7 separate regions of the Mus musculus genome follow, and all the other regions are linked to region 2. Evidence: chromatin loops called from intact Hi-C (ENCODE). Cell type or tissue: left cerebral cortex. All regions are shown on one strand. Each heading gives the region's core, and the rest is flanking DNA. Links, peaks and the distances in the headings are about the cores only. Region 1 has its middle 10 kb from the start of Fbxo2. Region 2 holds the start of Disp3 (dispatched RND transporter family member 3). Region 3 overlaps Ubiad1 (UbiA prenyltransferase domain containing 1). Region 4 has its middle 60 kb from the start of Ubiad1. Region 5 holds the start of Gm32603 (a long non-coding RNA gene). Region 6 has its middle 47 kb from the start of Ubiad1. Region 7 has its middle 15 kb from the start of Ubiad1.

The links. Hi-C counts contacts between places; a loop is a spot of excess contacts. Peaks named below come from ENCODE experiments on the same cell type or tissue, not always from the same donor. Only the 100,000 strongest peaks of a DNase experiment are listed, where the experiment ranks them.
Region 1: it touches region 2 in a loop (6-fold over the local background); 10 of 42 quality-filtered maps call a loop at or near these places.
Region 3: it touches region 2 in a loop (2.8-fold over the local background); 13 of 42 quality-filtered maps call a loop at or near these places.
Region 4: a loop joins it to region 2, with 3 times the contacts of the local background. A loop is called at or near these places in 4 of 42 quality-filtered maps.
Region 5: a loop joins it to region 2, with 3.0 times the contacts of the local background. A loop is called at or near these places in 2 of 42 quality-filtered maps.
Region 6: a loop joins it to region 2, with 2.1 times the contacts of the local background. A loop is called at or near these places in 4 of 42 quality-filtered maps.
Region 7: a loop joins it to region 2, with 4 times the contacts of the local background. A loop is called at or near these places in 13 of 42 quality-filtered maps.

Annotation. Positions count from the first base shown.
Region 1 is chr4:148,168,997-148,173,303 of GRCm38, reverse strand. No RefSeq gene overlaps it. Among named protein-coding and RNA genes, the nearest start is that of Fbxo2, 10 kb to the right of the region's middle. In left cerebral cortex, for the core only: a CTCF peak has its summit at 2,339 (motif pointing left); a DNase peak (open chromatin) is centred at 2,329.
Region 2 is chr4:148,285,748-148,290,054 of GRCm38, reverse strand. It overlaps Disp3 (dispatched RND transporter family member 3), which reads left to right and starts at 2,090. Exons shown (of 21, transcript NM_001083342.1): 1 at 2,090-2,332. In left cerebral cortex, for the core only: a CTCF peak has its summit at 1,814 (motif pointing right); DNase peaks (open chromatin) are centred at 1,881, 2,643, 3,273 and 3,610; H3K4me3 peaks cover 2,674 bases; H3K27ac peaks cover 2,533 bases.
Region 3 is chr4:148,433,284-148,437,590 of GRCm38, reverse strand. Ubiad1 (UbiA prenyltransferase domain containing 1) reads left to right here. Exons shown (of 2, transcript NM_027873.3): 2 at 949-3,096. The coding sequence ends at 1,436. Among named protein-coding and RNA genes, the nearest start is that of Ubiad1, 9.3 kb to the left of the region's middle. In left cerebral cortex, for the core only: a CTCF peak has its summit at 1,662 (motif pointing right); DNase peaks (open chromatin) are centred at 1,436 and 1,643; H3K27ac peaks cover 1,087 bases.
Region 4 is chr4:148,382,361-148,386,667 of GRCm38, reverse strand. No RefSeq gene overlaps it. Among named protein-coding and RNA genes, the nearest start is that of Ubiad1, 60 kb to the left of the region's middle. In left cerebral cortex, for the core only: a CTCF peak has its summit at 1,711; DNase peaks (open chromatin) are centred at 1,892 and 2,281; H3K27ac peaks cover 2,370 bases.
Region 5 is chr4:148,212,601-148,216,907 of GRCm38, reverse strand. It overlaps Gm32603 (a long non-coding RNA gene), which reads left to right and starts at 2,144. Exons shown (of 3, transcript XR_390951.1): 1 at 2,144-2,269. In left cerebral cortex, for the core only: no CTCF peak of the experiment used is centred there; DNase peaks (open chromatin) are centred at 1,268, 1,558, 1,977 and 2,439; H3K27ac peaks cover 1,602 bases.
Region 6 is chr4:148,395,784-148,400,090 of GRCm38, reverse strand. No RefSeq gene overlaps it. Among named protein-coding and RNA genes, the nearest start is that of Ubiad1, 47 kb to the left of the region's middle. In left cerebral cortex, for the core only: a CTCF peak has its summit at 2,387; DNase peaks (open chromatin) are centred at 1,735 and 2,850.
Region 7 is chr4:148,427,581-148,431,887 of GRCm38, reverse strand. No RefSeq gene overlaps it. Among named protein-coding and RNA genes, the nearest start is that of Ubiad1, 15 kb to the left of the region's middle. In left cerebral cortex, for the core only: a CTCF peak has its summit at 1,962 (motif pointing right); a DNase peak (open chromatin) is centred at 1,960.

The DNA of each region.
Region 1 (4,307 bases), core at 81-4,080, 120 kb after region 2:
GTTGTCTCCTGGAAGCATAACAAGGTGTCTGGCATACAGAAGGGGCTTAATAAGAGCTTGGGTGCAGGTGCATCCCCCCAGGCCAGGCCCAGTGTAGGAAGCACTGTTGGGTTCAGGAAACCCCTTGGGCTCTGCACGATTCCCCCCTGCTCTGCGGGACTGGCATCCACAGGGTCCAGCACCCTGCTGTGTGCTGTGTGACACAGATCCAGGCTGTCCCTCTCTGAGCCTCCAGATGGAATGACCTAGTGCATTGCAACCAGAGATGAACGGTGCTTAGCACACCGGGCACACAGCTGCGACACATCCTGGACTTCACACTGCACTTCAGGGACATTTTTGTTGTGTTCGGAAAATACCAATGACTCAGAGATCAAAGTCAATGAAGCTGTGCTCTCCGATGGATAGGGTACTGGGCTTCCCACAGAGTGGAAGGAGAGGGGAGCCACGCATCCCACTGACCAGCACAGTGTGTCTGCCACAGCCTCCCATCTGCCGAAAACAGGGCTTCATCCATCTATAAGACATGTACCGGGCTGGTGAGATGGCTCAGTGGGTAAGAGCACCCGACTGCTCTTCCAATGGTCCGGAGTTCATATCCCAGCAACCACATGGTGACTCACAACCATCCGTAACGAGATCTGACTCCCTCTTCTGGAGTGTCTGAAGACAGCTACAGTGTACTTACATATAATAAATAAATAAATAAATCTTTTAAAAAAATGTACCACAGCCCTGAGGGAAGGATATGTACCTTGGGGGGCCCTGGACCCCTGTGGCTCTACAGGGTACAGTGTGAGGGGGAGTGGGGTAGGGGGAACTCTTTGAACACCAGCTTCTTTCTGTACACTCAGGGTGACAAAGGTTAGCACTCTGGGAGGGCTGTGTAGGGAAGTGGACAGCAACTCAGACAGGTAGTATGGGAAACCCATGAGTGGGGACAGCTCCTTCCCCACCCCATTCTCCTCCTGCAGCCCACAGTGTGTGGTGTGCCCTGGGCAGGTTAGCCTGAGCAACATCAGGGCAGGACCCTCAGGATCCAGATTGCACCTTTATTTCTATAAAGAGAAGCGGCAAATCCAGGGGAGACCCTAGTGTGTCAGTTTGCAAACCCCCACTCCTTTTCTTCCCTCTGTGCTGGGGGTGAAACCCAGAGCCCCCCCCCCATATGTTGGACAAGTGTTCTATCTCTGACCTGTATCACCAGTCCTCTTTTCATTTCTTATTTTTGAGACTGAGTTTGCCTAATTGCCCTCATTCTCTAGCCCAGGCTAGAGATGAACTCACTCTGTAGCCCAGGCTGGCCTAGAACTTTCTATTCTCTTGTCTCGGCTTTCCCAGTAGCTGAGATTACAGGCCTAAACTAAATGTGTGTTCTTGTCCCTAGACATGTGTGTCTCCTGACTCCTGGAAGAAAAGGAAAGAAGGGGAGTCAGGGGAGAGGAGGAGGTTGACCCCACATTCACTGATGGGAGGTGGCCCAAAAAGCAGAGAAAGGTCCCAGGTGGCCTGGGATGGAGGTGATCAGGTGGCTTGGCCTCAGGAGGCAAAGGCAGGATACACATTTGGAAATGGGGGACTCCACAGAGCTCCCCATCTGACCACATCACCGCATGGCTGCTTCCACCATCCTCACACCCCCTTCCCCACCCAGACAGTTCTTCCTAATATCTCCCTGAATCTCTCCTGCTGCTGTGTCAGCACAGACCTGAGCTGAAGCACCCTAGTTGTCTGCCGAGCTGACAGCAGCTTTAACTCAGCGAGATAATCCTACCAGCAATTAATTGGCTTTTGTTGGAGGAGACTGAATACCATCTTGTCTTAATCTCCTGCATTATTCTCCCTGCTCAGCAGAGTCAACACAAGATTAGGTTTAATTTGGGGGAAGGGGGGGGGGGACAGTGGACTCACTAGGAGATGAAATAGGATCTGTCTGGGTATCCTAAGCTTTCTTCAGCCGAGGGGGCTTGAAGAAGGCCCAGGGCTCTGCTGGGGTGCAGGAGCACCCCAGATCTAAAGACCACCTCCAACCCCCTGTAGGTTCAGGCCTGAACCTAAACCAAGCATGGTGGTACACACCTGCAATTCCAGGACCAAAGAGCAGAGGCAGGAGAAGCAGACATTCAATGTCAGCCTCAGGCCAGCCTGGGATACTTGAAAGTCTGTGTCAAAACAACAAAAGACAAGTTGCATGGAGAGACCCCAAGGCTGAGCCTCTTCAAAGACCCTGGGGATGGGCACTGAGCCCTCAGCAAGGAGCCTGGTTGGGCTTTGGATTCAAATCTCAGGTCTGAGGCCGCCAAGCTGAGAACCGCCTTGATGATGCTGCCATCTGGTGGTCACAAGAGGAACTGCCCCTTGCTCCCTTCTCAAATCTATTTACAAGACAAATTAGAAAAGAAAGAGAATCTGGAAAGATAGATCTGAGACTAAGAGCACTGATTGTTCTTCCAGAGGATCTGGGTTCAGTTCTCAGCATCCACATTGTGGCTCACAACCATCTGTAACTCCAGCTCTAGGGCATCCAATGCCCTCTTTGGGTCTTCTTTGACATACATACATGCAGGCAAAACACCCATACACATTAATTAAAAAGCGATCTTTCCATTACAAAGCTGCTAAACAGAGATAATCACCAGGAAAATACAAGAAAATCCATTTACATCCTATGACACCTTAATTAAAACTGTCTTGGCACCCCTGGTGCTCATTCAATCTGCCTGGGGGTATGACCCATGCTAGAACCCTGAAGTCACCTTCCATGTCATGTCCATTTCAGCCCCCAGCTCATCCTTGCTCTGGCTCCAGTAGGATCCCATGTCTGATCCTGAACCGTAATGACTTAGCTCATCCCTGAGCTGGAAGCCACTTCCGATATCCTCATGAGCAACCAGCCTCTCCCACCTATGACTAGTTAACAGCTCCTACAATAGTGGAGGAGACAAGTCTCTGGGCTTGTCTGTGAGAGGTTTCTTGATTGGGTTAAATGAGGTGGATAGATCCACCCTGAATGTGGGATGGCGGCGCCATTCCACAGCCTGGGGGTCCTGATGGGAAGAAAAGGAGAAGGCAAGCAAAGCAGGGCGCCCTGCCTGAGGACGCAGCTCTCCCTGAAACGGCTGGTGAGCAGGTAGGATGAACCTGGGCTCTTCTGGAGAGGCGGGTTGGAGACAGGGTTTCTCTGGGTAACAGAACCCTGGCTGTCCTGGGCTCGCTTTGTAGAGCAGGCTGGCCCGGAACTCACAGCGATCTGCCTGCCTCTGCCTCCCGGGTGTTGCTGAGGTTCAAGGCGAGCGCCACCACCCAGCCTGAACGTGAGCTCTTAACAATGAAAACCAGCACAGGAGTCCTCAGCCTGAGCCTGTTGCCGCTGCAAGACACTGCGGTGACCACACCGTCGTCACTGCTACCGTCCGGTCACCCAGTGTTCTCTGGAAATGTGGTTCCACGGGCAAGTCTGTAAACTGCTGCTATCTAATCCCCGGTTCCCAGAAACTTCCTGTCCCTAGCGGAAGCTCATGTCACACCATGTAGCACAGTGCGCAGCGCGTCCTGGGGAGACTCTCTGGGTTAGCATCTGCATCTCTAAGCTCACGGCAAGCGGCAAGCTGTGTCCCCACTGCTCCAGGCATGCTGGCTGCATTCCTGCTGTAGGTAGGTTCATTCCCAGCCCAGGGCCTTTGCTTTGGCTGCCCGTGTGGTGGTGTTGTCCCAGACCTCTGTATAGCTGGGGCCTCCTCATCGTCTTCAAAGGTCCCTTCACAGAGATCCTTCCTGATGCCCTTGGCCGAGCAACCCGGTCACCCTCAGTACTCCTTTGTTGGCGCTGCTGTGGAGACCAGGTCCCTGAGTAGCTGGCTAGAATCCCACTTCTATGAAGGACTAGAGGACTGTGTGACCTCAGGGAAATTGCCTGCCTTGTCTATGCTTTGTCTCACTCGAAAGAAAGAAAGAAAGAAAGAAAGAAAGAAAGAAAGAAAGAAAGAAAGAAAGAAAGAAAGAAAGAAAGAAAGAAAGAAAGGAAGGAAGGAAGGAAGGAAGGAAGAAAGGAAGAAAGAAAGAAAGAAAGAAAGAAAGAAAGAAAGAAAGAAAGAAAGAAAGAAAGAAAGAGAAAGGGAGAGAGAGGGAAGGAGGGAGGGAGGGAAGGGGAGAGAGAGAGAGAGAGAGAGAACAGGGACTGGAGAGATGGCTCAGCACCTAAGAGCACTTGCTGTTCTTTTCAGAGGACTCGTTCAGTTTCCAGAACCCACACCAGGAGGCTCACAACGAATGGTAACGTCCACTCCAAGGGATAGGGTGCTCTCCTC
Region 2 (4,307 bases), core at 148-4,147:
CATATCAACAAGCAAGAGTTGGTGGGAGGCACAGCACCCTAGGAACACAAATGGGGTGTCCTGTGATTCTGTCAAACTGCAGGGAACAGCACAGGGACTTTGGGGGGAATCTTTAAGGAGGCTCCTTGAAACAAACTGAGAAGAACTGAGCCATTCACCAAGAAAAGCAGCCTCTGCTCTCAGCTGGGCTTGGGAACACTTTGTGTCTCCCACTGCTCCCTTAGAAACAAATATTACCCTGGTTCTCCTTCCTCCCACCCTCCCCCGTGGCTCCTCTTTCTCTGCCTTCCCCTGGGATATGTTGGGTGGAGCTGGACATTTGCAAGGCACTTCGGGGCTGTTTTATCTAGAGTACCACTTTGGGCTTCTGCTCCTGTGGCAGTAATATACACACCCGCCATTCTAGGTCTTAGTATCTATCTATCTATCTATCTATCTATCTATCTATCTATCTATCTATCTATCTATCTATCTATTCATACTCTCTCTCTCTCTCTCTCTCTCTCTCTCTCTCTCTCTCTCTCTCTCTCTCTCTCTCTCCCCTTTCTTGGATCCTTCCTGCCAGGAGCATTTCATAACCCTAATGTCTTCAGGATGGCATGAATTCACTGCAGATCTTCTGACAGGCTTGATGGCTGGCCAGTGGGTCCCCTGAAAAACCATTTCTGAGTATGTGGTGCAGGGACGAGAACACCTGGGTAGAAACATTGGCTCTGGTCATTTGCATCTGCACAGATGAGTTCCGGGGCATCCAGGGTCATAAGTAGCTAAATGTCCACCTGACCGCCAGCCAGTGAATGCAGTCCCCAGGGACTGTGTTTGAGAAAGCTGGACGGGTGGTACAGGATTTTCCTGTAGAACCCCAAAGTGAGAGGGGTTCAGAGAACTCCCAAACTGCCCTCTTAATTAAAACTATGTATGTATGTATGTATGTATGTACGTATGTATGTATGTATGGCATGTGTGTTTGGAGGGGATGTGCATGTGTACCACAGGGCACGAGTGGAAGTCAGAAGACAGCTCGCAGAAGTGAGTTTGCCCTGGAGACTGAACTCCGGTTGTCAGGCTTGGCAGCAAACACCTGCTAAGCCATTTCCCAGGCCCCTAGGTTTCCTCTTTCAAAAATATAGATGGGGGCATGGGCTACACAGCAAAGAGCTAGGGGCTTTCGGTATTTTTATTTCATAATGATCCTGCATTCTCTTGTATAGAATGGGGACTTCTTGAAGGCCAAGATTGTGGCTTACATGCTTATCTTCCTGGTCCGTGTCATAATCATCTGGGTGGCCTCTCAGCCGGCAGTGATGTCCCTCCTGCAGCGGGAGGCTGGCGCCAGGTCCTTTTGAGGGTTCCCTTGGCTCTCCTTGGGTGACATCAAGGCCAATGTCTTTGGAGCACTGAAAGAGAAATGAAACCAGGGATAGCCTTGGTTTCTAGGCTCTTTCTTCTTTGGGTATCTTTTCAGCAGGGGGTGTCAGGCGGACCTTCTGCTGTTACTGGACGAGTGCCTGGTCCCAGGGGCTGGCAGAGCTCTGGGCTCTGCTGCCAGAGAGGTGAATAGAGGAGGGAGGAAGAGATGGTGCCAGGCGCCTGGGCTTGGCAACCACCTCCGGAGGGCACCCGGGGATGCCCTCGAGTGTCCAGCAGGCTGGTGAGGTGCCAAGGCTGGGCAGATGGGGCTGAGAGAAGCCAGCAGGAGCGCACGCCTGGGAAAGGCCTGGGTGCCCAGAAACCTCGGGGGCCAGTAGGGGGCATGGCCAGGTCCGTTTGCAGAGACTAAGACTGACCCCCAGGGGTCGCTGCGCTGTGCTCAGTCCCTGCTCGCCAACACGGGAAGCTGGCTGTACCACCACGCGGCTCCCGCAGGGGGAGCGGCAGCCAGGGCGGCGCCTGGCGGCGGAATCGGGAGACAGCAGCGCGCGGCGGAGAGCAAGCCTAAGCCGGACGGTGACGCAGAGCCCGCAGGCGCTGATGCTGGAGGCGCCAGTGGACGGGGGGAGGCGCGACTCTAAAGGCTGCCCGGGACACCCCCGCACCCCGTGGTAGGAACCGGGACCCAAACAAAGGCGGGCAGCAGATAAAAGGCGGCGGCGGCGGCGGCGGCGGCGGCGGCGGCGAGTGCTTCGCGTGCGCGCTGGGGACGTAGTTGTCACGGACCTGGCGGCGGTCTGCTCGCCAGCGAGCGGAGCTTGGGGGCCGCTGGCCTCCTACAGCTCTGAGGACCTTTCCTCCTGAAATTACCCTCAAGGGACAAGTGTTCGCCGCGGGGTGGCCGAAGCCCCTTAACCCCTGCGGCACCCGTGTATCAGCCTAGCTCGGCTCAGCCAGCGAGGTGAGTGAGACTGCCCCTGGGCGCCATCGGGACTGGGGATGCGCTACTCTGGAGAGGGGAAGGGTCTAACGTGCCACATGCGCCCGGTCTGGGGGCGGGGAGAGGGGGGAGTGCGGGAAGTTCTCTCGCTCTCAGGCCACCCCCGGCCTCAACGCCCTGAGAAAGCCGGCTAATGGGACAGAGTTCAGATCTCAGAGCTTGTCCCTGCGCCCCCGAAGCTTGCACCAACACGCTGGGGACGGGCTGCAGCTTCGGTCTGCGGGAGCGTGTTTAATGTCCAGAATCATCCTGGCTCCCTATCTCCATACCCCTGCTCGTCTCGGTAGGTGTCTGTCTGGGTTCATAAAAGTTGAGCGTCAGCCTGAAGCCATCCCAAATCCGGCTGTCCGCCGGGACTTCAGAGGAGGGAGGGAACAGGAAAAGGTAACGATGGCCCCTGTAGCTGCCCCCTACTTGAGCGCACTCACGCGCTTGGTGGGACCTTCTTTGAGTCTTGGGCTGCGGTGAACCCGCTGCAGGTGCCGCTGCGTGCCAGCCAGGACCTCTGAAGCTCAGGCAGGCGATGGAAGTGGAGCGCTAGAGGGTCCCTGGGTCGACCCAGAACATCCATAAGGACTGTGATGGGGTGGCATCTGAGTAGCCGTGGAGCACAGTCAGGAAAAGATGACCAGCACGAGTGGCGGCGAGTCCCGAGAGCTAGCCCTGCCGCTGGGAGGACTTTTCCCAACTCTCCTAGGAGACGCCTCCCCGGAGGCTTCCTCTGTTGGATCTCTGTCTGGTACAGGGATGCTTCCTGAGTCTGGGTGCGGGTGCTAGTCTGGTTGCACTCTCGGTCAGTACCTCGGACAGCGCACTGAACCCACCAGCCCCAAGCTCCACACACAAATGAAGTACACACACACACTATGTATAGAGCACTCGTGAACACTCCACGCACAAATCCACACTCCTTTCTGATAAATATATTCCCATCGTGGCTCGTAGGCGCACACAATGCACACAGAGACCCAGGATTCACTCCCACGTGGACAAGCCTAATCTTCCCACAAGCCCCAGTTTGTGGGCCAGGACTCATCCCTCTTCACGCTCTCGCTGGAGGATGCTAAAATAAACCGGACACCAGAGACCACTGCCTAGGACCCTCGCTGATACCTCATGACATGCAGGAGCTCAGGCTGTGTGGGTCACAGACACTGGCGTGCACACACACAAACACACAGGCTCAATCAGCCCCCTCCTCTTCTACTGCAGACCTCCCCGAATCAGAGTATCTGCCAAAAGGAGAGAAGCAGCTGTTAGGCTCAAGGGAAGCTCCGGGCAGCAGCCCAGCCAGGCAGGCAGGCAGGCAGGCAGGCGCCTTACAGTCTTGGTTTGAAGCTCAGTGTCCATTTCAGACTCTTCGCCCCCATGACCACTCAGACCTCTTCCTGGCATATCTTCTGCCTCCAGGGTCTGCAATCTTTGCTAGTGCTCTTTGCTGGCTGTTCTCCTTCCCAGGGTTATCTTTCAAATGCACACCCTTTGCTCTTTCCCGTCCATCATCCTTTCTGGCCGCCTTCGTTCCTTTTCCTGACTTTCCTTTGCTGGAGTCTGTGCTCTGACACCCATGTTGGCACCACTGGCCCTTGGGGCACCATCGACTCTGGTTTGCTTCCTCATCTGCAGTTTCCATCCACCCGATCCTGCCTCTCTGAATATTTGCCTCTCTCTGCCCAATAGCTTCGGCAGCTTTTACTGACAATCTTGGGAAATTTTCCAGGGCCAGAGCCTCAGGAAAGTGTCTCAGGGGGCCTCAGAACCTGGAGATCGAGAGATAGTACTGGGGTCACAGGGAGCCTCATCATCACTGCCCCTTCAGCCTCCCCCCCCCCCCCCGCCCAGAGCTGTCGCTTTGAAGGATCCAGACCCATAGCCCAGCTTGCCCTCTGACACTCTCTTGTTGTTATCCTTAAAACCCTGGAAAGGCTTGAGAAAA
Region 3 (4,307 bases), core at 151-4,150, 150 kb before region 2:
CAGCTCCCACCACTGCACATGGCTTTACCTGTTCCAGTCTGAGTGGGAAGTACTCTTGAGTTAGAAGTGTTTGTTACTGTGGCTCTGTGTTCAGGTCAGCCCCAGGGCCAAGTACTGGGGAGCCAGCTATGACAAGCCAGATGCTGGGACTTTGAATCCAAAGACATAGGGTTGTTGACAGTTTGAGTGTGTGTTGGGAGAAAAGGTAAACCCGGAGTTTTAAAGATGCTGGGATAGGGTGAGAGGTTCTTACAAGATCAAAAGCCACCAGGAGGGTGTGGCAGTATTCCAGAGTAAGATGAGCCTGATTTGGACCTGGATGGAAGGCAGTGAGATGTGGTACAGTACTGGGGCTGGAGGGAGGGTGCTAAAGGAAGGGACTAGGTAGGCTTTGGCGCAGAGGGTCGCTAGGGGTGATTTGGTTTTGACTGATGAGACCCTCGGAGGGTACACTGCATGGTAACTTCCACTGTTTTCCTCTTTACGTGGGTGACAGCTTCTTTCCATGGAAGTTATAGGCTGTGAAATGCCATGGTGTTTCACTGGGGTCTTTCAAACCAGAAAAAAGACACAGAAAAAAGACCCAGGGGCGGTGGGGAAGGGGGGGCGGGCAGGAGAGGAGGCAAGCTGTACATTTTGCCTTGCAGGGCTGGAGAAGGGCAGAAGAAATCAATGCTCTGGACCATAGAACCTTTTGCATGTTCTTGGCTCCTCTCATCTCTGTGTACCCGGAGCTCTGGGCACTGTGTGGCTGAAACTTTTTTTTGGGACAAATCCTAAAAGGCAAACTTGGCGGGTACCTGGCAGTTGGACTCAGAAATCTGAGTCTGCATTGGGTCGTTTGGGGGTGCTCCAGTGACGGCTCACCCTCGTAGCCTCTCTTCAGACATGGTATTCTCTTGGACCAGCCCTTGATTTACACCGCCTCTCTGGCTTTTCTGGCCGCAGGAATTGGATTCAAGTATGTGGCCCTGGGAGACCTCGTCATCCTCATCACTTTCGGCCCGCTGGCTGTGATGTTTGCCTACGCTGTCCAGGTGGGATCCCTGGCCATCTTCCCTCTAATCTACGCCATCCCTCTGGCCCTCAGCACGGAGGCCATTCTCCATTCCAACAACACCAGGGACATGGAATCTGACCGAGAGGCTGGCATCGTCACGCTGGCCATCCTCATTGGGCCCACCTTCTCCTATGTCCTCTATAACACACTGCTCTTTGTGCCCTACCTAATCTTTACCATCCTGGCCACGCACTGCAGCATCAGCCTGGCACTGCCCCTGCTCACCATCCCCATGGCCTTCTCCCTTGAGAGGCAGTTCCGCAGCCAGGCCTTCAACAAGCTGCCCCAGAGGACAGCCAAGCTCAACCTCCTGCTGGGGCTTTTCTATGTCTTTGGCATCATCCTGGCACCAGCAGGCAGCCTGCCCAGACTCTGAGGAGACCAGCAACTCCCACCACAGCACAGCCCCTCCTCAGGCAGTGCAGAAGCCAGAGACTGAGAAGGGGTGCCACTGGCCAGGGTGGGTGCACAGCATAGGCTGCAAACTCCTGAACTTGTGTGTTGGGATTATCTTCCTAAAGATAACCTGCTCGTGATTTGTGTTCCATGTTACAGGGAAACCCTGAAGCCACTCTAGTGTCGTTCCTGTGTTATTTATAATCTCCACTAGAGGGTGTCATCAGGCCACTTTAGGATGGAAAGTCCATCTCCCCCTTGTCCTAGACAGAATGCCCTGACAGTTTGTGAAGGAGCTGTGTCCCAAAAGAGCCATAGTAACTAGGCATGGTACTGACCCGTTACCTTGGCACGTAGGAAATTGTACTAATTGGTGCCAGGCCCCATTTATACAGAGCGCTTGTCCCCTGAATGTGCTGCCTGCTAGAGAAGGGCCCTCATTAGCAAGGAGTGCTCCTGGCTTTTTGTGTAGTTGGTGGTTCAGATGTTTCTGTCCTTTATGTCTCCCTTCGATCCTCGCCACTGTGGAGGAAAGTGTCAGATCACCCTGTAGCAAGACAGTTAAGCCTGGGGCGGCTGAGAAAAGCACTCTGCTTTCAGTAAAACATGGCATGGTGGCTGAGGGAGCTGCTTCCCTCTGTAGACTCCACTAGGAAGGCAGTGATTCTGGGACCTGAAGTGGCAGTGGGATGGGCGTTTAAAGCCCAAAGGGCTTTGTCCCCTCCCAGCTGCCTCCCCTGGTATTCCTCTTGCCTACCCAGGATCTCTGTCCCTCCGTCTGTTTCCAGTGCCAGACTGTGGGCAACAGCAACACATGAGTCAAGGACACTTACCCCTCTCCACAGAGCCACAAGATGGGCAAATCAGGGACCTTCTGAATGTATGAGTCAGTGGACAGCAGTCCTGGCCACACTCAGCTGGAATGTGAGGCCCTGCCAGAGAAAGAACTATGAGCACGGGTCCTTCATCTCTCTGTGCTCTGATGCCTTGTTCAGAATGTGGCTTCAGTGAGGTCACACCCAAAGGACCAGAGGTGTCTCGCTGTCTTCTGTACCCTCTCTGAGTATAACATCTTGCATGGAGATGATCATACCATCTCCAGTGTGCTTTACTCTGATCAGCTGCCCTGAAGGGGGCTGCAGGCTCTTAGCCTGCAGAAAACCACCTTGAGTTAGCACTGGGTCACTTCCTTAGGAAAACATATTTAAATATTGCCCAGAGTTCCTCTGTAGTCAGGGTGGTTTGTCTACCAGAGTCCCAGAGCTTGAATCAGGGTCCAGAATCCTAGGAACAGGATGTTCTTTCCTGTTCTCCCCAGCGTGCTGGGTTTGTACGTCTGGTGCTTTTGAGTGTCCTGCCTGTGACCCTAGCTTGGGGCTGATAGTTGTCACCCAGAGCCTGGAGGACCAATGACTCTCACTGTTCATAAGGCGGGCCTGACACGTGGCTACCCTCATCAGAACTGTGTCAGCTGCTACACTGAGCTCTGGTGCAGATTTTAAATGCCTATTTTTATATACCATCCCCAGAGGCCATATTTGGTGCCACATTTTGTATACAGACCACCATAATTTGTATTATGTCTCCTGATTCAATGAAGGTTTCCTGTAGATTTGCTAATTAAAATAAGAGAAAACGTATGTCAGTGGCTTTGTTTCTTTGCTTTCCACTTGCTTTTCTTACTGGAAATGTGCAGAGACTTGTGGGAGTACCAGGCATGGTAGTGTACGATTTTCATTTCCAGCACTGGGAGTCAGGTTGGTGGATCTCAGGAGTGTGAGGCCAGCTAGAGATACACAGTGAGACCTCGTCTCCAAAGCAACATGTTATTGCACTAACCAGGACTTAGGGAGAAGTGCCATATGGTAGAGGTCACCTCATTACCAGTGATGAATTTGGGAACAGTTTGACCAGGGTTGATGGTTTTGTGACATCTTGCCATAAGTTTGACTCACCAGAAGGGAGCCTCAATTGAGAAAATGCTCCCATAGGCCTGAGCTGTAGGCAAGCCCATAGGGAAGCTTTTAAAGTTGGTGATTGATGCGGAAGGGCCCAGCCCATTGTGGGCGGGGCCAGCCCTGGGCTGAGAAAGCCACAAGGAGCAAGCAAGCCAGTAAGCTGCAGAGCAGCCCTCCACAGCCTCTGTCTGCATCAGCTCCCGCCTCCAGGTCCTGCCCTGTTTCCCAAAGATAAACAACAATGAGGAAGTATAAGTCAAGGAACTCTCTTCCTCACTAAGTTGCTTTGGACGCGGTGTTTCCTCACAGCATTGGTAACCCCACCTAGGAGAGGGGCCATTAGGAAAGGTGTCAGGGACCACTGAGAGCCAGCTGGCCAGACCACGTTAACCTCATTTCCCTCTATCCTCCCCTGCTTACGTTTTTCTTCTGCTAGGTCACCGTGCTGATGGATTAGGAGCATGTAGTAGATGGAGTGCACTTACGTCTTGGCTAGGCATTTGACGATATATCCTTATGAACGAGGCAGAGATACGTGCAGTGGATATCACTGTACTTAGATAAATTCCTGAGGCCGAACGCACCCGCGGGGGAGAGAGCTGACGGATCAGCATGTCAGCAGCACAGGGAAGGCAGCCTTCAGCAGCACATTCGAACAAGCCCCGTCCTTTGCCCTCTGCCCTTTGCCCAGCGAGACTCAACACCTGTTATTAACAACTGGACTAAGGCAGCCCAAATTGAAGCTCTCGGGAACCACGGAGGAAGAGCTTCTAGGAGGACTGATAATTAGGACGCTCGTGAATTAGAGAGCTGCTTTCACAGGTCAAGGGAGAATGCGAGCGTGAGTAAATGCAGAGCGATAGATACACTCAGGCCTCTCTCCCAGAATCCGG
Region 4 (4,307 bases), core at 95-4,094, 97 kb before region 2:
GGGAAATAAGTCGCTTCTATGGTGGACCGGGGGGCTGGCCAGATGTCCCCTTGTTCCTTGATCACACCTCTCACGTAAGAATATCGCTCTGATTTTTTGGTCCTCTGCATCTGACAGCCGGCTGGCTGCACAGGACACTCCCTATGGAGAAGGACTGCCTAGGTTCTCTGAGTTCCAGTGACTGTATGTCCAGAACACGGCCCAGGGGCAGCTCCTCAGCCAATGACTGTGTTGGAGGATAAAGGCCTTCTCACCTGGACCTGGTATGCCCTCACATATAATTCATGTTCCAGATGCCCTGACTCCCAGAGGCTCAGCTCTACTTCAACCTCTCCCAGCAGCTTAGCCTTGACCATCTCTGTCAGGCTGGCCCCTCATCAGTGGCTTCGAGGAGCAGTTCCCTAGGTTGGCAGGTCAGAAATCTTCTCCTCCCCACTGGTTCTTTCTTAGGAACCTCCCCTGAGACACCCACTCACTCACTTCCTCCTTAGCCAAGTTCCAGTTTGGCCCTGAAGTTCCCACTCCACAAGACTCAGTGTGAACATGACTGGTCTGTCCCCATACTCACCTGGCTCTGGATGCAGCCTACAGGGACCAGGTGACCTAGACAAGGCCAGGGCTTTTGGCACCAGCGAAACAGGCTCTCACTATGTAGATCAGGCTGGCCAAGAACTTACAGAGATCTGTCTGCCTCTGCCTTCTGAGTGCTAGGATTCATCGATGTCCCCAATTGACACATGGCTGAATGTGATGTCTGGAGCCCTGGCAGCTATGCCGAGGTGAAGGATTGGCACACTGGGCATGGCTGACTAGCTCAAAGGTGAGCAGCACCTGGATTCTGGGTGACGTGGACAAGACTCAGAATTGACCAGCCAGGGACTGCCCTACCCCTGACTCTGTTGTTCTACAGGATGATAAATCCTCTATTTGGCAAGGCCATTTTGAGTCAAGGCTCTTATCATATGCAACTCAAAATATCCTGGTGGACGTGATTTTATTAATGGTGCTAAGTTGCTGGGGGGAAGGCAGATCTCATCCAGGTCTCTCTACTCTCTATCCTGTTAGCTTTGTGCCATATACCAGACTGGGAGTAAGTCACATATTACCACACGGTATGGGTTGAGTAGCACGTTTTATTTGAAAAAAGGAACACTAACAAGTCAGGGTTGACAAGCAGAACAAATTGAAGGCAGTGTGCCAGGGGCCGGCAGGGAGGGCTCCAAGTTCACAGCTCAAGAACACAGCTCATAGGATTCTTCTAATATCCAACATGTCTTCCAAAACCATCCTCTTTTCCCCTCAGAGACTTTACATCTCGTGTCCTTCTTTGCTGTGGCTACCGGGAAGCTCATCGTTGGGTTTGAGTCACTTCTCCGAGTTTATATCAGGCAGCATGCATCACTTCTGGCTGCTGTTACCTTAGTTTTCCCTTGGCTCCAAGCTCCTTATCTTATGTGTTTGTTGCTTTTGCTTCTGTTTTTTAAGCTTTCGGAGCTCCATCCACTCTGTGAATTCTTTCATGAGAAGCGGGTTGTGCCCCAGTTGCTCTGGGGACCTCCTGAAGCTGCAGTCAGAACTACCCTGAGGGTGATGGCTGCAAAGTGGCTTTTGAGAGCCTCCCCAGGCATCTGGCGGGCCTGGGAAAGCTGAGAAATGGCTTTTCCTCTGCAACTCCAAGCAGGGCCTCTTGGCTGCCTCTGAGGTACATTTTAGCTGTGGTCAGCACCCTTTGACCTTCGTTCAGCCCTTTCTGGAGACTAAGCAATGAATGGTTCTGTCCTTAGTTCCCAACGTGCCCAGCCTGGCTAAGGAAGGGTGCAAAATCCTTTGAAATTCCCAATAAATAAGAACTTTGAGGGTTTGTCTCCAAGGCGACCAAAGGCTTGGTTGGTCGTCATGGCGACCCGCGGGCAGGCACTCTCTCCCTGAACTCCTCAGCATCACTGAGAAAAGAGGGCCAAGAGATGGAGAGACAGAAGCACAGGCCGCTGGGAGGGAGCTGGGAGCTGGCCGGGTTTCTCTAGTCAGGTCAAGAGCAAGGGCCAGCGTTGAGGGGAAGGCAGGGGAGAACTCTGTTTTCTGGAACTTTCTATGCCAGCAAGCTGCTACGCTTCTCCGCAGATTATTCTGAGAGGCTCTTGAGCTTTGATCTCCTGTGCTGGACCCTGAGGGTCAAGAGGGGACCTGGGAGGCCCTCATCCTTGGTAGAGCTGCCAGGAGATCTCCATGACAACACCCAGTCTCCACGTATGAGATCCTGAGTCCTTGGCTAGGACCTCAGGGAGTTGCCTGGGTAACCGGGCTCCTTTACCCCACTTCCCCGCCAACCAAACCTCCTCGGCCCTGCCCCCTCTTTGCGATGGGCCACTGAATGGATGGATGGGTCACCATGGAGACCTGCTTCCTGAAGCACTTGTATTGAGCACAGGAAAGGAACACAGGGTCTGCAGGATGAGGGGACAAATGTTTGAGACCCTCTCTCTGGCCAAGCAAGAACAGCATGATTCTTCCAAAAGAATGTGGGGTCCTAGGGAGGGGCTGGCTTGGGTCCCAGCTCCTTCTCCCTACCAGGCTGGTACTGAGTTCAAATCCTGAGGCAAATATTTCTGCATGGGCTCCTGGGCTGAAGATCAAGCTGGTTGGATTATGAGTTCAGGAGTCTGACCCGGTGACTTCGGCCCCTACCCTGTGGTACTGTAGGAACCACAGAGCCTGCCAGCGGCACTGGCTTATTTAGTACCTACAAGGCACAGGTACCGAAGGAGCATTTATTTTCCAAGAAGAGACAGTTACATGATTAGTTGTTATTTTATCTTGCTAATGAAAATACATAAAAAACAAAATGGCCAATTAGCGAAGCCATTCATCCCTCTGGACTGGCGGTTTCTTTCTGGCAAGAGAGGCCATCCTCTGGGGCAGGCTGGCCTGGCCTCCTCTGGGTTCCCTCCGCCTGCCCGCCCGCCTGCCCGCCCACCTGCCCACCCACCCACTGGCAGGTTATTCAAGCTCTAGTTCCTGGCTTATCTTGTCTGGCATGCAGGCAACCCCTGACCCCTGCTTGCCCCGCCCCCATTGGTGTTTCCTGGCAGTCTCCATCTCCTCCTCTCCAACGAATGACTGTGTTTTCTTCTTCTTTTTAAAAATTTAGATAGGGTCTCTTGCAGCCCAGGTTGGCTTCAAACTCATTTCGTAGCTACAGATGACTTTGAATGTCTGATCCTCTGGTCTCCATCTCCCAAGTTCTGGGCTTACAGGCATGTGCCACCACGTCCCACTTACGCAATGCTAGACTGAACCCAGGGCTTGGTGTATACTGGACCAGTGCTCTACCCACTGGGCACTATAGCCCCAGCCTTCTTTTTAATCTTAGTTTTTAAAGATAGAGGCTCACTCAGTGATCCAGCCTGACCTCTAACTCACTATGTAGCTCTGGTTGGTTTTGAACTCAAGATCTTTCTGCCTTAGTACTAGGCTGCAGGTAAGTGTGATCACACCAGGCTAAAAATAGCGTTTTGTTTTCTTTTTAAAATATTTTTTTTTAGCCATGTGTGGTGGTACTAGACTTTCAGCTCAGCACTCAGTAGGCAGATCTCTATGAGTTTGAGGCCAGCCTGGTGTACATTGTAATTTTGAGGACAGCCAGGGCCATGTAAAAAACAAAAAACAAAAAACAAAACAAACCCCAAAACTCTGTTTCAAAAACATTTTAAAATTCACTTTATTTATGTGCTTATGAGTGTGTCTGTGTGGATGTATGTTACGTGTGTACATGGCCATGGGGTTCAGAAGAGGACGTCAGAACCTTTGGAGCTAGAGTTGCAGGCAGCTATGAACTACTCAGTGTGGATGCTGGAAAACAAACTCAGGACCTCTGGAAGAGCAGCCAGTGCTCTTAACCACTGAGCCATCTCTCCCGCCCTAAACATCACATGTCCTAGCCTTTACTCTGATATAGTCTTCCTCACTGTCCCAAATGCTTCTTCCAAGAAGCATAGCCTGTAGTGTCAACCCCCAGGGCACCACTCTCCAAAGGACACGGGACAGCCTCAGAATCTACCCATTCTCAGAGCCAGATGGCTGGACGTGGGCTCAGGTGCTGACCCCACAGCTGCCTTAGGGCTAAAGCCTGGCATTCCCAGAGCTACTCTGCACTGACACCTCTTCTGTAGCAGGCAAGTGTCTCCTGCTGCCCACAGAGAGGCAAGGCTGCTTCCTTCCACACCTAAGCCCCTCCGAGTTAAAGGGAGTCCAGCCAAGGCGGTCCTGGAAGCCTCCAAAAGGGACCTGCTGCTTGACAGGAGCTTGTG
Region 5 (4,307 bases), core at 103-4,102, 73 kb after region 2:
AGAAAGCAGGGGATGGGTAAGAGGGAGCAAGGGAGGGGGTGAGAGGGAGCAGGGGAGGGGAGAGGGAGCAGAGGAGGGAGTGAGAGGGAGCAGGGGAGGAGAGAGTGGGAGCAGGGGAGGGATGATAGAGAGCAGCAGTTAGGGCTGGTGATTGCACTCCATCGGAGCCATAGCCCTATGAGAGGCCTCTCTGTCATTCACACTGTGCAGGAAGTGTCAGCAAGCTTTCTCTAAACTATGGATAGAAGCTTTAAGTCTAGGTTTTCAGGTGAGGGAACACGTGTCATTACCACTGTGTGTGTGTGTGTGTGTGTGTGTGTGTGTGTGTGTGTGTGTGTGTGTGTGTGTGTGTGTGCAGGTGCCCTTGGAGGGCAAAAGGAGTCATTTGTTCCCCTGAAACAGGAGTTATAGATGGTTGCGAGCTGCCAAACATGGGTGCTAGGAACCAAAGTCAGGCTCTCTGGAAGAGCAGCAAGTGCTCCTAACGGCTGAGCCGACTCCCCGGTCCCTAGAAAACTTGTTATAATGTGTATTGATGTTTTGCCTGCATATAGACCTGTGTGCCACATGCACTTCTGGTGCCCAGGGAGTTCAGAATAGGATATCCAATCTTCTAGAACTGGAGCGCTGTAGAGAAAGCTTGTCATATGATTCTGAGCCACCACGTGGGCTCTGGGAACTGAACCTGGGTTCTCTACAAGAACAGTCAGAATGCTCTTAACCACTGAGCCACCTCTCTAGGCCTAAAAGCTTTTCTTTTAATTAATTAAATTAGTGTGTGTGCACTTGTGTGTATGTGTGTGTGTGGGCATGAATGCATGTGTGTGTGCACAAGTGTATTGTGCGTTTGTGTACATGAGTGTGCCCACATGCCTGTGAAGGTATGTGGGTGCCATCACTGGAAGTCAGTGGACAACTTACAAGGCAGTTCCTCTCTACCAAGTGAGTGCAGGAATTGAACTTGGGTCTTCAGAGTGCATAACAGGTGTTTTTACCCCCTGAGCTATCCCACAAGCTCTGGAAAGCTATTTTTAAAAAGAAATTTGATATTCTATTGAGTTAAGTCTCCAACGGTGCAGCCACACACACACACACACACACACACACACACACACACACACACACACACATGCCAGAGGAAAGTCGCTAAGTAAATAGTAGCTAATTTGCACAGGGTTGAGCCCTGACCCACTTTCAGGTCTAAACAGCCTCTTTCTGAGTCTATTTATCAGTGACCCAGTTTGCTCCCCTTTTTACCAAAGCTTGGGCTCCTCCGCCCTAAGCGAAAACTCAGTTTGTTATTTAAATGATTCGGTTTGTACGGCTGAGCGTTTGAACTACATTATATTTACAATTACAGTCCATTGTTAAATGTACGGTGCACCCAGGCTGTCGTGGACAGCTGTGCCAGCTGTGCACTGCACAGAGCTAAGGATCACTGCTTACACTGTGCTCCTGGATTCGCCCATGAATTAGGACAGCTGCCTGTCAAGCAGCAGCAGACCATCTCAAGGAAGGGATATGGATTTGCTCAGAGGACCTTGAGCCCGGTCTTGAGGAAACAGCTGTCAACACAAAACCCAGAGTCACCTTTCACTCAGTCTGGTTTTAAAAAAAATAATAGTCAGACAGTTGGAGAGGTGAGCACAGGGCTGACCCTGGAAGGACAGTCGTTGGGGAGCTCTGGGAGTCTGGCAAGGGAAGTGCAAGCTACAGAGATGAGGTAAGGGGCAAGAGGAGGGGGTTTCTAGTCTGGGGTGCAGCGTCAGTGTGAGCTAAAGGGGGGAGGGGTTTCTGGCTAACTCACATTCCCCATAGCACAGAAAGCTTTCTATTAGGTGAGTGCTGTGCGCTGTCTCCCTGACCCATTGAGAGTAGAGACTATGATACCTCCTGCCAGTGGGAGGATCTGAGATGTTTTCTTTCTTCTTGCCTGAGGCCTGCCAGGCAGAACCAGCCAGGAGGGAAGAACATTTGGTGCCAGGATTTAGTCATGGGTGCGGGGGACCTGGAACATTCTGTGTCTGGAGAAATGAGCCCTTGGCTTGGCCATAGCTCTGCTACAAACAGAACCAGACTCATGGGGTGGGGGGGGGGGGGCAGGAGGTAGGGGGGCTAGTTCAAACAGGAGCCTAAGGCTTCCACCAGCTCATCCTGGACTTCAGACTTGACTTCATCCTGGCTGAGCAGCCTCTGAAGCCAGGGACATCCCCACAGGCTACCTCTGCTCTGGCCATGCACCTGTCATCTCTACACTGTGTGGCTCTGGGTGAGTTACTATACCTCTCTGAATCACTTTGTGTCTCCCACCCACTTCACAGGGTTCTTCCTCCTTTCAACGAGTCTCCATAGACCGCAAGTGAGAATCCACTTTCCAGAGGCTACTCAAGCCTGGTGTGCAGGAGGCTTGAAAGTGAAGTTGTGTGGAGCCCCCATGCGTATTGCAGAGCTTGCAGTCCTGGGCTGAGAGCACAAGCTTCTAGAGCTGAGAGCTAAGTGCGGAGGCCTTAAGAACAGTGGGGCTGGGGACAGTGGAAGTGACAGACAGATGGGCACACTGGTTAGAGAAACTCCTCTTCATGTGAGTGGGGGAGGGGGAAGGGGAGTGACTCGGTAACCAAACATATGCTTAGCATGTGACAGGCGGGTCCCCCAATTGTTATCGGCTGCCTGGATCCTGGTGTGGGGAAGGACACTAAGCCTGGTGAGGGTTGCCAGGGAATCTCCCATGACCAATTTCCTGGATTCGGCCCCTGTGTGGGGAGAAGAAAACGCAAGGCGCTGGTTACCTGCTGGATGCTCTGTTCCAGAGGCATCGGACAGAAGTAACAGAGCTGCAGCCACCGCAGAGATGAGGCAAGAGACAAGAGAGCCACAGGGGGCATCATTCAGAGTGACAGCTTGACTGTAATCTCTGGAGCAACTCTGAGGGCACAAAGCCACCAAGCAATAGAGCCCCAGGAAATATACTGTCTGTACAATGTGCCACCTGGGTCTGTGCAGGGATTCCCCCTCCGAGACTCAGGCTACTAGAATTCGTAGGGTGGAAACCTCTCTAGTCACAGTTGGCAGCCACGAGGGCTCCCTTAAACACCTCAAGAGACGGATCAGGCTGGGTATGGAAACGGGGAAGAGCTACTGCATGGAGTTCTCCAGCTCTTCCTCACAGAGACCCTAATGGAGCTGCTGAGAAGAAAGAAATACCCCAGCAAAGAAATACCCGCTGCCAAGAACAAATGGATCCCAGGAGGAGCCCTGTATGCAGGCTAATGGGCTAGCCTGGGCTCACACAGAGAAGAAATGAAATTAAAAACTTGAAAAGATTAGGTGGCTACAGCCAAGGCAGGAATGTGGCCTCACTCCAACCCCCATAACCCCAAATCAAAGCTGCCTGACCCCTTAAGGGGTCAGATCTGCTCTAGTCCCTCAGCTCAAATGAGCTCCTGAGGACATGTCTCCCAATTAAAAATACATCGATCACAAGTGTGGGATACAGCAATTCAATCTGTTCTCCACTCCCAATACTTTGCTGAGTTTGTCTGTGTGACTTGGAAAATGACCCTAGCTCACATGGAAGGAATTGTTCCATGTACCAGGCCCTCTGCAAATCAATTTTAGATGGTGAACCCTTCTCAGCAAATCTCTGTGGGCCAGGTACAGCCAAAGCTGTTTGGGGGCCGGGCTGCTGTAAAGTCTGACTGCAGAGCTACGGCCTGGGTCTCTTTTTCCATTCTGCCTCGCAAGCATGGCCACCAATCTTCAGGCTACAAAGTCAGTTACTGCCTTGGTGGGTGTTCACAGGTCCCCTCTAACAGCTGAGACAAGGGTCTTAACTCTACAGCTGAGACACACCCCATTCCCATCCTATCCGAACAATTCCCAAAAGCCTACTAGAGCTCTGAATTAGTTCCAGCTCTCTAAGAGACAGAGATAGTTATGTCTCACCTGTCAGCTCTGAGAATCACATTTGTGTGTTTGATTGATGATTGATTGATTGATTGATTGATTGATTGATTGATTGATTGATTGATTGATTCGAGACAGGATTTCTCTATATAGCCCTGACTGTCCTGGAACTCACTCTGTAGACCAGGCTAGTCTCTAACACAGAGATCTGCCTGCCTCTACCTGCCGAGCGCTGGAATTAAAGGCGTGTGCCACCACATCCTGCCGGTACAGAGAATCACATTCTCAACAAGGTCGTTACACAGTGCTGGCAGGAACACAGAGTCCAACCCAGGAGAAAACAAGGTGTCTGGAGACGCAGCAAAAAAAGGACATGTGGTTGCCATCGGGTGTTGGATACA
Region 6 (4,307 bases), core at 210-4,209, 110 kb before region 2:
ACAGTGGGTTTGTAAGCATGAAGCCCACATGTGGAGTACGTGTGTGGTATGTATGTGTGTGGTGTGTATATATCTTCAGTGTGAATACATGTATGGCCTGTGTGGTGTAGATGGAATGCACATATTTGTGTGCTAGAGAAAGACAACCCTCCCTGTCTGTTTCACGGTGGGCACTGCCATCTGCACTCCAGCCCCTAGGGGCCGCACCACTCTCCTGGGCCACACAGTCCATACCGCGGCCACTTTCTAGGGCCTATGCAAGCAGGTGGGAACTCTGCTTTTTATTGAGACTGATTTATTATTGAAACAACTTGAATGGATTTCAAAGTAAGTTAAATGAGAAGAGATGTTCAGACCCGGTCTCATAAATCAAGGGGCATACAAAGAAAGAAGGAAACAAAGGATTCACAGGAGCCTGGGAACAGATGGGCTGGCGAACAGGAAGAGAGGGAACAGGTTTCCAGTTGACAGGGTGTCCCAGGAATAAATCTTTCCTCCCCTGGCTGGAGAGCAGGGGAAAGCTGCCCCTCCTCCTGTTGTTATCTGGGAAGGGTAATGTCTGGGGACTTCTGTTCTCTCTGGGGCACTGGACACTCCCGGGGTCACTTTCCCTGGCCTCTAGTTTCCGGAGCCTGAAGTGGGTAGATCTGTGAGAAAAGATTGGGTTTCGGGGCTAGAATGAGTCTCTGGTTTCTGGGTGACCATTAGAGATATGTGAATCTTGGAGTCTGACTATAAAACCATCTGAACTGCTCAGAGCATACATGTCTATTGTAGTGTTTGTCTGGTGTGTGTGTGTCTGTATGTGTCTATGTCTGTGTCTGTGTGTCTTTCTGTCACTGTATGTCTTTGGGTCTGTGTGTATGTGTGTCTGTCTGCCTGTCTTTCACCGTGTACGTGTCTGCCTGGTTGACTGTTTATTGTGTGTGTCCACCTGATTGTCTGTCTGTCTCTCACTGTGTGTGTCTGCCTGAATTTCTATTTGTCCTGTATGTTTATATTTGTGTGTTTCTGTATCTGTTTGTCACTGTGTGTGTGACTGTGAGTTTGTCTGTCACTGTGTATGTCTGCCTGATTGTCTGTTGTTTGTGTGTGTCTTTCACTCTGTATATGTGTGTCTGTCTGTCTGTCTGTCTCCCCCCCCTTTCTCTCGGTGTGTGTGTTTGTATCTGAGTGTCCCAGCATTCAGCAAGGCCTAGCCTGAAATAACTGTATTCCAGAAGAAAGCAAGCCTTGTCTTCCCTAACTTTGCCTCTGTGCCAACTTCCCACAGTTGAGAGCAATGTGGGGCTCTCACCCACCGCAAAGCCTAGATCTGCACGGCAGGGGGATCCTCTGGCCAGGGAGTGGGGTGCACTAGAGGTGGATGTCAGTCACTGGCTACAAGATGGGACCTTGTAGAAGGGTCCCATCCAGCTGGAGGCTCGTAATGACAGATGTCACCGAGGGCCACAAAAAGCCAAATGCGGGGAGACAAAGAGGATACGGGCAGAGGGCCTCATGGGTGCCACCTGGGAAATGAGGGAGGAGTGAGAAGCCTCAAGTGCTAGGACAAGAGGCCAGTGAGCGTGGGCAGACAGCGGCTTCTGGAGACAGAGTCTGGCAGGCAGGGTGGTCACAGGCACTACCTGGGAGATGATGAACCAGGTCCTCCTCCACCCAGTCTTGTCTGCCTGCCATTTCCATTTCTCTTTTGTCTTCAGAATAAAGAGACTCAGCAATTCCAGGGCTCTGCTTCTGACTCATCTAACGCTTCATGTCTCCTGCTCCTGCTGGTGGCTGTCTTTATTATGCTACAATTCATGTGTCTTCAACCTCCATCTTCCCGGTCCTGCTACGGGCCAGTGGCCCTCTGACTGAGTGTGCCTCTGTTGCCCCGTCTGTCTCCTGGAGGCCCTGGATTGCTCACCCTCCTTCCCTGTGTTTCTGACCAGCCCTCACGTCCTCTGCTTGATGGACAGCTGCTCACAATCCTGCCAATTCCAGCTGTCACTGGGGCTCAGGCTGCAGAGCAGCAGGACTCATAAATCACTGTGGCAAGGCAAGGACCTGGGAGGGGACAAGGGGCAGAGAGCTGAGGCAGCGCAGGGCGCTCCGGTTCTCAGTACACGGAGCCTGCGGATTCACTCTCTCCAGGCTCAGCGGAGCGTCTTTGTTGCATCAGAGGCCCTTGGCAATGACCGTGCCTGGGGAACGTGGGACGGTGAGAAATAGGTTGTATGTGAAGCAAGTGGGAGTTAGGCTGGAGCTTCTAAAATCTGGATTGATCGAGACTGTAGAGATGGTTCACCAGGAGCACCTCAGAGGACGCTAGCACCCATAAGGTAAATCTTAACTGCCTGGAATTCCTGTTCTAGGGGATCTGACGCCCCTTCTGGCCATCTCAGGCACTGCATGCATGTGGTGCACATGTACACACTCGGGGACAGACACATAAAATAAAATAAAATAAAATAAAATAAAATAAAATAAAATAAAATAAAAATCTGAATGTATTCTGTCCAGTGGAGATACAGGGATTTCTTAATGGCCCACCCAACACCAAGGCCTTTGCTTTTGGAGAAGCCCAGCAGCTGCCAGAGGGACTTGGGCACATGTAGCGTGACACCCCAACCTCCCCTCTGCACTGCTATGAGAGATCTTGACTGAGTCACCTCACCTGCTGGTCTCCCTCTGTAAAGCAGGGACAACCCCGCTTGGCAGAACCTCTGTGAGTTTACAGGACACATGGGGCTCTGTGTGGCTCATGCTGAGGACTCCCCAAAGAACAGCCAGTACTGCTGGACATGCCATCAACAGCTGCAGCCTGGGTGTCATTGTCACCAAACTGAATGCCTGGTCCTCATTTACCCAACCCACAGAGATGGAGGCCTGCCCTGCGCTCAGCTGTTCTAGGCACCAGATACAGACAGGGCAATTCATAAAACAGACAGGATTCCTGTCCTCGGGGGACCTGTGTGCTGCCTAGGGACAGGGACAGGAGGAGTGACTAATGCTGAAGAAAGACAGTCAGGAGTGGAGGGGGCAGCGGGGATATGGCTCAGCTAGAGCATTTGCCTGGAATGCACAGAGCCCCTGTTTGAATCTCAGAAGCCACGTGAGGTGCCTGAAATCCATGAGCCTCTGTCTCGACAGACAGACAGACAGACAGACAGACAGACAGTGGTTCGGGGGGCTATTTTTATTTTTAGATTTATTTATTTTTATGTATATGAGTGTTCTGCTCACATGTATATATGTGAACTGTGTGTGTGCCTGGTGCCCATCATGATTAGAAGAGCGGGTAGGATCCTTTGAAATTGTAGTTACGCATGGTCGTGAGCAACCACGTGGGTGCTGGGAACTGAACCTTGGTCCCCTGCAGATGCTCTTCACCACAAACTATTTCTCTAGCCCCAGGAGGCTATTATGTATACATTGCTGGAACAGGCTTTTAGGATCCAATAAGAATTAAACAGAGACCTTCAGAAGTAACAGTAGGAGCTACAGGGGCATCAGAAAGTGGCCCAAGGCAGGGGGAGCAGCAAGTGCAAAGGCCCTGGGGCAGCAATGTGCTTAGCGAGTGTGGCACATGGAGGAGAAGTAATGGCTGGATGGGAAGAGGTGAGGGAGGCTGTCAGGAGTGGTATTTAGGAGGAAGCAGAAGCGTGTGCTTAGAATCCCACCTGTCACCTGAGGAAACGGTGCTCTGGCAACATTTTACTAGTGCAGTTCACCTGCTGTGGGAGAGCATTTAGGTCTGGTGGTGTGAATGACTTAGCCCTCCTGTCTCCTTCACCTGCCCAGGACCTGCCGAGCAGCTCACCAGAGGCACCTTCCTGCTTGCTGCCATTGGTTGCTGATCCAGGGCAAACAGCTTGAATTTTTTTCTTTTTTCTTTTTTTAATTAAAAACATTCTTTACTGCTGTGGATGGAGAAGGGTTTAAAGCCTGAGTCATTGCACCAACATGGCGGGTTCATTTCCACTTTGTAAATGTGGCCGTGAGGCTTCCAGCAGGCTCGGTACTCGCTGGAGGCATGTGGCCATCTGGCACGAAGGAAAGGGACGTGGCTGACCAGTGTTTTATGAGTGGCTTTGAAAAAGGTCTTCCTTTTCAAATCACAGAGGGAGTGACACAGACACACACACACACACACACACAGACAGAGACAGAGACAAAGGCAGAAAGGGAAGGAGACTCAGAGAGACACAGAGAGAAACACAGAGACAAAGAGAGACAGACAGACAGACAGAGCAAGACACACAGAGACAGAGAGACAGAGACAGAAAGGGAGAGATACACAGAGAGACACAAATAGACAGAGA
Region 7 (4,307 bases), core at 198-4,197, 140 kb before region 2:
AAGAGTTGCTCTATGGACCTGCCCGTGAGGGTTGGAACCAGAGGGTACAAGAAACATGTCGACAGTTCAGCTTCTAAGTGTCATCACAGCTGCGACGACTGATACCCTCTTCCCATTTTGTTTGCCTTCCAAAAATTACATACAGATGCACACCCAGACACATCCCGTGCAGTTGACTTCACCCTCAATGGCCCTGGAAGGGAGGTGGCTGACAGCTGTTCTCCTCTGTGCCCACTGCTAATGGACTGTCAGCCTCTTTCATTACTGGCTACAGACCACGAAGGCTGGTGTAAGAGTGCCTCTGGCGAGACCTGGACTCTTGTGGTAGCCAGCTGACACTTGTGATCTGCCAGGACAGCAGAGGGTGGTGAAGCCCAGTGAGGCCCTGCCTGGGGGCCTGGCAATCACTGGACCCAGGCGGAGCTCATCAGCAGGGGCCGGCAGCTGTAACTGTGAGATGCTCTCCTACTTCCCAAGATGTAGAAGCACTAGAGGAGCCAGGGAACGTCTTGGTCACATGCTCCTGACCAAACTGTGTGTGTGGTGGGTAACAGGAAATTGCTCTGGGCTCTGTGGTAATTAAGGCATGCCCCAAAGTCCGCACTCCATGCTCCCGCCATACCCTTGCTTCTGTATTTCCCACCACAGCTTAGAATCGCCACCACAGTTAGAGCTAGAGTCATGGATAACAAGACAGCTCCAGTGTGTGTTCTGTGTCCGTTTGTTAGCGTGTTTAGTGTCAGTGTCCCCCAACAGGTGGCTGGTAGACAGGCAAGTAAGACTGTATTTCAGCACCTGCCCAGCACTAGCACAACTGACCACAGTGTGTTTCAACAACTGGCCATGGAGCACAGGCTTGCGAGTGGCTAGACCCTATGGGACAGGTTTACTGACCACACTGACATGCGTACCACATAGCTGGCTGACCCGCAGCAGTAAGGACAGGTGAATTCCACCCAGGGTTGGAAGTGGAAGGGGAAAATGACAGTAACTCTGAAGATCTCTTAAGGTCTAGCTCATGTTTCCGGAAACCTGTAAATAATTAAGGTGTTGGATAAATGACTGAGGGAATGTCGGGGATAACGATGGCATTTATTGCAAGCTCCCTGTGTGCCAAGCCTTGTTCTGGAGCTTACATATATTGTTTTAATGTTCCTAACAGCTCCATGAATAGGTTATTGAGGGCTATTTTTTCATGAGACAAAGACTAGAGTAAAGGGAGAAGATTAATTGTCCAAGTCACCCATCATTCAAACCTTAGTCTGTGCCCATGTGAATTCTCTCCCACGGCCTCTTGTCCTGTCTCCGCTTACCTCACAGTGTCTTGCTCACATGAGGACTCCAGCCACGGGTTCGTCCTTGCTGAGTGTGAGGTGTGAGGAAGGTATCGTAGGACTGATGGGTGGCCGAGGCCATGGAGGGCTGGACTCCCACGTGTCCTTCCCATGGCCACAATGCTATGAAGTTTCCCTAATGTGGGAGTGACTGGGCCAGCACCTGCAGGCCAAGAAGGTAGCTCCCCTCAGCGTGAGCCAGCCACCTTCCTCAGGGCATTCCAAGATAGGCAAGAGGCGGCCCGAGACCATGTGGAAGAGATGAGGAGAGAGGAAACACCAGGGCCCCTTAGGAGCTGCCTCCCGTCTCAAGACTGGCCTATAGCGTTTCTGTCTTCAAAGTGAGGTCCTCTGCCTTGGGCCTCCAGTTGCTCAATGGTGAGAGGAGAGGTAAGTCTACATTACTGTGGAGGTGGGAATGGGATCAAGGTTTCAAGTCAGAGCCTGCCAGGCTTTGATGACTGCTCAAGTCAGCTGGAAAGGAAGACCCATTCTCAAGTTAAATGTGGGCTCACGCCCACCCGTCCCTCCCTCCCTCCATCTGCCATCTTTTCTCACCTGGCCACTGAAACAGAGGGTCCCTAGAAACAGTCCAGATGCTTTGCCTGGTAAGAATGCAACCAGCCACCAGGGGGCGTCGGAGAGAAACTCCAGTCCACCTTCACAGGGATCAGGCTCTGCTTGACTTGTGAGAGTTCCTTGGGTATAGGCAGTGAGGAGAGAGGCCCCTTTGGGTGAGTGTGCTTCTATTAGGGAAAGGGGATGGACAAAGTCAGCCATGGAACAGCAAGAAGTGTAGCTCGCTGAGGGCGGAGATCAGCTGCAGATTGGAGCCAATCAGGAGGGGCTTCTGGGAGGAGATGACAATGGACTGAGCTCAGGGTTCTTAGGAGAAGTTAGCCAGGAGAGGTGCTGGTGACGTGGCCTACCTGTCCTCACAGCTGGAGGGTCGTCGCCACCCCCCTCACCCCCCGCCCTGCCTGCTGCTGAGACCATCCAGGGCACTTTTCCTTCAGTCTCTTCTGGTCACATAGCCAGACGACTGTAGCGTTGAGGCAGATGTGCCAAAGGTGCCCTTCTCAGTGCCAAGGTCAAAGCCGACTGAGGAGTGACTGATACCTTGCTGAGAAACAGTCAGAAGGAGACGGTAGCACATTTAATCAGCCCAGGCTGCCGGTGCTAAATCCAGATGAATGGCCTTGAACGATGAGGCCCAAGGAGAGCATTGCCAGAAGCAAGCTCCTGAGCCTGCATCTACCGAGGACGAGGGCTTCATCCCTGCTGTCCCTGGCTTTCTGCTACTTTGTTAGGCCTCTCGAATGGTTGCTATACGCTGGCATCAACACTCAGTTCTCTGTAGCAACCAAGGACAACCTATTCAGAGCCTTTCTTACAGAAGAGAGCCAAGCTTATTCTGGGGCCCGCTAGGAGCAATGGCGGGTAGAGAGGCTGCCTGACCTGCAGAGGGCCTTCTGGTGGGTACCTCCTAGGTTCAAGGCCACATCTTGGAGTACAGTCTGAGTTCAACAAGGCAAGGCTATCTGTAGAACGCCCAAGTCCGTTTTACCAAAGTTGTTAGCATTTCTTTAACCATGCATGTGCATATGTACAGATAGATCTGTGAGACCATTTGGATGTGCACGTCCCCCTCACTCTGTACTGGGACAGTGTCCCAGGTATTCAGAAAGCATCACAAATTCTTGGCACCCGGTGCAATGAGCTCCACCTTGTAGAACAATCTCAATTACCAGATAAGCAGTCTCCACGCTGCTCTGGGGAGGATGAAAAGAAACCACAGGGGCTGTGAGCAAATGATAGCCCAGAGCAGCTCCAGGCAGAGGCAAGGGGGATACAGTTGTTCTTTAGCCTGTCAGTTCAGGGCTGCGCCTGGCTGAATGCAAGGCCTGGCTGCTCTGCTGAGAAGAGTCTTTCCTCCCTGAAGAGAAACTGCAGCAGGAGAAGGATGAAGGCAAAGATAGGCAAATCCCTCAAGCGGGGCAGAACCCTAAGAATCTCTGCCTCAGGCCGTGTGGTAGATGCCGTGGAGCTATGAGGAAAGCCCCTGCCTCCTCAGGAGGACCTGTCTCCTAGAGGAAGCTAGGCCCCACTCTGGGACCCTACTGCCGGCTCCCGGAGTTGGGGGCATGGACCTCTCTTGTTGGTAAAGCAGTAGTGGCCTGTCACATGACCCAGTCATGAGAGCCACGGTAGCCAGGATTTGGGAGAACACTTGGGTCTCTCACCGAGTCCCCTTGTGTCCTGAGTTGATTATGGAATTTGAGTCGAGATATTCTGAGGGATCAGGCGATTCTGTCAAGGTCATTTAGCCACCATTGGGGGCCCCACGTAAAAGCTGGTTTTCTCCTGGACCCCAAATTCAGCACTTCCGGGGTTAAAGCCATCCTCTATGTCACTGCTCCGCTCTCTTTTGAAGGCAGGAGAGGAGGCATTGTTTGGTTTTTAAATATAAATCTCATTTTTCGCTTTACACGTTGAAAGAGCCACAGCTGCCTCTTTTGCCATTATCCCTCCCAGTCCCCACCCCCTTCATCTCCCCTCTCCTCCCTAACCCTGTCCCCAGTTCCCCTCAGCACACCTTTGCTCTCTGGCACCCAGGCAGCTTCCCAAGCTAGCTGCTCTGGGTGTTAGAGGACAGGAGGCAGAGTCAGGGCATAGGAACCCACGAGAGAAGGGGTGGGGGCTTCTCTTTGAGAGATGGATGATTTAGTAGTCACTGGCTTTATGTGGCTGCCCAGCAAGTCACCTCAGCCATCTCTGAGATCTGGAGCCAGCTTTAGACTGCAGCAGCCATGGGTGGAGACACCCATGGGAGTGAGTGCATGCTGACACATCTCACCCTCTGGCTCTCAATTCTTCTACCCTGTCACCTGGATTGGGTCCATACAAGCTGATTGTCACATTTGAGCAACGCCATGACCCAGTTTCCTAATGAGGAGAGTGAGGCTCTTCCAG